Regions from separate parts of the Homo sapiens genome. Here region 1 is linked to region 2. Evidence: chromatin loops called from intact Hi-C (ENCODE). Cell type or tissue: IMR-90. All regions are shown on one strand.

Region 1 (2,500 bases), 670 kb after region 2:
TGTCTCTCTCTCTCTCTCTCTCTCTCTCTCTCTCTCTCTGTGTGTGTGTGTGTGTGTGTGTGTGTGTGTGTTTAAAGCAGGCTGAGCATGTTGACTGGATCAGGCACATGGGTGGAGGCACAAGAGACACAGAAGCCCCTGTCTCTGGCTTCCAGTCTGGCTCACCATCGCCTGGGAGACATGAAAGGCAGAGCAAAGATATGACACAGCTCAGCTCCTACTCATCTGGTACAAACCATTAAAATGATGCAAGCTCTGAGCACAAGGAGACAATGTACATTTTTCACGCTGATTGTTTCCTGCGAGTATATGACCAGGCTGAGCAGATCCTATCTCATTCTTACCCAGTGTTTTAATTTTTAATTTTTTTTTTTTTGGTGAAAAGAAAAACAAGGTGTCAATCCACACTCTTTCTTTGTGCAGCCCCTCCATCTGTCATTCTCTGTGTTATCAGCACATGAGTGTGTTCTGTTCCTGGCGCCAGGCTATCCCTTGCAGGTGTATTGGTCCTTTGGAATTCTGGGGTGACTTAGAAAAGTTGATGGTGGCCTGACTTGCAGAGCCCCACTGCTCTGCTGGACAAATCAGGAGTCTAGACAACGGATATTGCCAGGCTGTTTCCCAAATGGTCATATTGAGCAAGCCTTCCTTAAGAGATGGATAAACTCTTTCCCCAGCATTTCCCACCAATTGCCTTCCAGTCTCACCTTCTCTCTCACAATCCCATAACTACCCACATCCTGTGACTGCTGGGCAAAAGGACTCATCCCAGGAGAGAGGGGCTGAATGGCTAGCTATTGTGACCTTCGTGTGCAGCTTGGAGCTGCCCCATGACACTCTCAGTGCTGCAAGGGACACATTCCATGGGGATACCAGGCAACCATACCCACTCCAGCCCCAGAGGAAAGCCCTGGATCTGTGGGTGGGGAGAGGCAGCGTTTGCCACATCTTTCTGTGCTGCAGGTTGTAAGAGAGGCTGCTGTCTTTAGGGTGACTCAACTCTCCAAGTATCTGTAATGGAGAATGACTAGTCTGTGCCCTGTCAAGTGAGACCAGCGGCTTTACGTGAAAATAGGAGCTAGCTGGGTCACGTAAAATAGGAACAACATAAATATCATTTCTATTTCCGGAATGGCTTCATTTTCATTACAACTTTTAATTAAATGATTCCTTTTCTCCCTGGTCTTTCATGTGCTTTCATTTATTAATAATTGCCCAAGTAAAGAGAATCCCATTCCACAGCTTCCAATTTAGCACGATCATTATCGCTGTTCTTTGTTCGGGGTTGCTGGGCCGCAGAGCTCTCTGATGAGATGGCCCATCATTCCCTCGCGGGTGGACCCGAAGGCTCCGGGCGCTGGGAAGCATGCTCCTGCCGCCCGGTGGTGGGAGGGGATATTGCAGGAGGCTTGGGGCTGCGGAGCGAGCGAGCGGGGAGCCTGGGAACCCTGCTGCATTGCTGCAGGAACGGTGACCTTGTGCTGCTGCGGCGGCAGTGATCTACAGACATCCAGAGACGCTCTCTAGTGAGGCTGCCTGCGTGCTTCACAATTGCAACTTGGGAATCGAGAGATTTGGTGTTTGCCCTCGTGTTAGTGATCTCTCCCGTCTTGGGTGGACGTAATGTTTGGCAGGAGGGCTAGAAATAACTTATGTGCTTATTTACAGAACAGAGATATGGAGTGTTCTTTAATTGTCTTCATTTATGTCACTGCTGGGGGAAACAAAAGCTTTCCTGGTAAATATTTGATAATGATTAGGTGGGAATCCTCCTGAAACTCTGTTATTTGATTAAAGAAGATACTTTGAATAGGAAGATATTTTTAGGCCCTGAAGTGGAGATTCTCAACCAGGGGAGATTTTGCAGGGGACATTTGGCAACGTTCAGAGACGTTTTTAGTTGTTGCAGCTGGGTGGGCTCCTGGCATTTAGTAGGTGGAGGCCAGGGATTCTGCTAAATATCCTGCAATGCACAGGACGGTCCCACAGCCAAGAATTACTAAAGCTGTCCTTGCAGGGTTAACAAGAATTCTAGACAGAAGTATTGTTATAATCAGCATTAATCAGGCTGTGCTTTTGACTCACTTCCTTGAAACCAAAAATTGAGTAACACTACGTACATTTGCATCCCCATTGTTCCTATAGATGAGATTTCTGATGCTAGAATCATAAGGCTTTTGTTTAAGAATTGCTTAAGCAGATCCCGAATTCCAGCAAAACAGCTGATGCCAACCAGTTTAAAGACTCCTACCAGCTTTAAGCAGGGGCTCATGCCTGTAATCCCAGCACCTTGGGAAGCCAAGGTGGATGGATCACTTGAGGCCAGGAGTTGGAGACCATCCTGGGCAACACGGCAAAACCCTGTCTCTACTAAAAATACAAGAATTAGCTGGAAGTGTTGGCACACACCTGTAATCCCAGCTACTTTGGAGGCTGAGACATGAGAATCACTTGAACCCTGGAGGTAGAGGTTGCAGTGAGCAGAGATTGTGCCACTGCA
Region 2 (2,500 bases):
TCCTAGGCTTTTAAAGACCCATGATTGTGCTTCCTCAGTCTTCTCAGCTCTCCCTAAAATTACTCTGAGGGAGAAAATATATAATTCTATTAATTATTATTGTAGTTATTGCACCTCTCCTCTTCCCTTTGTAAGGCTAAAAGAAACGGAACTAGGCCGTGTGTGGTGGCTCACGCCTGTAATCCCAGCACTTTGGGAAGCCGAGGTGGGTGGATCACCTGAAGCCAGGAGTTCAAGACCAGCCTGGCCAACATGGTGAAACCCTGTATCTACTAAAAACAAAAAAAAATTTAGCCGGGTGTGGTGGCGGGCGCCTGTTATCCCAGCTACTCAGGAGGCTGAGGCAGAAGAATCGCTTCAACTGAGGAGGTGGAGGTTGCAGTGAGCTGAGATCGTGCCACTGCACTCCAGCCTGGGCGACAGAGCAAGACTCTGTCTCAAAAAAAGAAAGAAAGAAAGAAACAGAATTGCCAGAGAAGGCAAAACAAGACTGCACTGTGTCCTAGCTTGTGTGTGGCATATTTCTCATGGTACACTAGTGCCAGCTCAGCTCAAATGCTGCTCAGCCAAGTGTCTTGTGGAAAGTTTTGCCCAGGGAATGGAATACTGTGGTCCTGACAAAGAGGAACCCAGCTGTCTGTTTTCTTTCCTTTTCTTTTCTTCTCTTTTCTTTTGCTTTCCTTTCCTTTTCTTCTCTTTCTTTCTTTTCTCTTCTTCTCCTTTCCCCTTTCCCCTTTCCTCTTTCCCCTTTCCCCTTTCCTTTCCCTTCCTTTCCATTCCGTTCCATTTCTTTTCTTTCCCTTTCCCTTTCCATTTCCATTTCCATTTTCCTTTCCTTTCCTTTCTTTCTTCTTTCTTTTTCTTTTTTCTTTCCTTTTCTCTTTTCTTTCCTTTCCTTTTCTTTTCTCTTTTCTTCTCTTCTCTTTTCTTTCTTTCTTCCTTCTTTCCTTCCTTCCTTCCTTCCTTCCTTTCTGTCTCCCCTCCCTTCCCTTTCTTTCCTTTCCTTCCTTCTTTTCTTTCTTGGCTGGCTGGCTTTCTGTCTGTCTTTTCTTTCTTCCTTGCTTGCTTGCTTTCTTGCCTTCTTGTCTTTCTGTCTTGCTTGTCTTTCTTTCCTCCTTTCCTTCTTTCCTTTCTTTCCTTTCCTTTCCTTCTCTTTCTTTCTTTTCTTTTCTTCCCCTTTCCCCTTTCCTCTTTCCTTTCCGTTCCGTTCCTTTTCTTTCCCTTTCCCTTTCCATTTCCATTTTCCTTTCCTTTCCTTTTCTTTCTTCTTTCTTTTTCTTTTTCCTTTCCTTTTCTCTTTCCTTTCCTTTCCTTTTCTTTTCTCTTTTCTTCTCTTCTCTTCTTTCTTTTTTTCTCTTTCTTTCTTTCTTTCTTTCTTCCTTTCTTTCTGTCTCCCTTCCCTTCCCTTCCCTTCCCTTCCCTTCCCTTCCCTTCCCTTCCCTTTCTTTCCTTTCCTTCCTTCTTTTCTTTCTTGGCTGGCTGGCTTTCTGTCTGTCTTTTCTTTCTTGCTTGCTTTCTTGCCTTCTTATCTTTCTGTCTTTCTCATCTTTCTTTCCTCCTTTCCTTCTTTCCTTTCTTTCCTTCCCTTTCCTTCCCTTCCCTTCCTTTCCCTGCCTTTCTCCCTTCCTCTTTTCCTCCCTTCACTCTCTGTTACCCAGGCTGGATTGCAATGGCACAATCTCGGCTGACTGCAACCTCTACCTTCTAAACTAAAGACATCGTCCAACCTTAGCCTCCAGAGTAGCTGGCACTACAGGTGTATGCCATCAGCCAGGGTTTTGCCATGTTTCCCAGGCTGGTCTTGAACTCCTGGGCTCAAGCGATCTGCCCACTTTGGCTTCCTAAATGCTGGGATTATAGGCGTGAGCCACTGCACCTGACCCCCAGCTGTTTCTTACAGGCTCCCTGCTCTAGAGCACCAGCTGGCTTGTGTTGAGTGCTTATGGTGGGCACTGTGCTAAGGGATCTCCAGGCCTGATCCCAGTTTGTCTCCACAAATGTCCTTTGAGGTCAGTACTACCACTGCGTTCCTTTTAGAAAAGTGAAGTCTGAAGGATAGAGAGGACCAGCACCTTCCCCACAGTCACACAGCCAGTAAGTAGAGGAGCTTGAATTTGAGGTGACATAATACATCTAACAAGGAAGAAGGCAACCTTTCTCTGTATAAATATTTGTGATTAACAGGTGCAGATCTTCTAGCTACTGCAAGCTATGCTTGCACAGTAGGGCCTAAGATAGCTGCATATATCACCAATAGGTGAGAAAACAAAATGCTTCACTCATTTTTGCATGGGTAGAAAATGACTACCTGGTTGGACCTAACCTGAGCATGTCTCTGTTGGAGACACTGTGGAAATGTGTTTACATCTCAGACTAGGCACTTGGCTTCTCCCACATGCTAGACTTCACCTATTTAAGGAGGCACCTGAAGGAAGAATCTCCCTGGACTTCACACTTCCTTTGGGCTTCCATTCACACTTCCATTCAATCATTCATTCAT

The links. Peaks named below come from ENCODE experiments on the same cell type or tissue, not always from the same donor. Only the 100,000 strongest peaks of a DNase experiment are listed, where the experiment ranks them.
Region 1: it touches region 2 in a loop (9-fold over the local background); 3 of 110 quality-filtered maps call a loop at or near these places.

What each region holds. Positions count from the first base shown.
Region 1 is chr11:20,608,921-20,611,420 of GRCh38, forward strand. All of the region lies in intron 5 of SLC6A5 (solute carrier family 6 member 5), which reads left to right. Among named protein-coding and RNA genes, the nearest start is that of SLC6A5, 11 kb to the left of the region's middle. RefSeq lists a silencer at 1,314-1,511 and an enhancer at 1,490-1,559. In IMR-90, a CTCF peak has its summit at 1,384; no DNase peak of the experiment used is centred here; H3K27me3 peaks cover 167 bases.
Region 2 is chr11:19,943,762-19,946,261 of GRCh38, forward strand. The region is part of intron 8 of NAV2 (neuron navigator 2); the gene reads left to right. Among named protein-coding and RNA genes, the nearest start is that of NAV2-AS3, 36 kb to the right of the region's middle. In IMR-90, no CTCF peak of the experiment used is centred here; no DNase peak of the experiment used is centred here.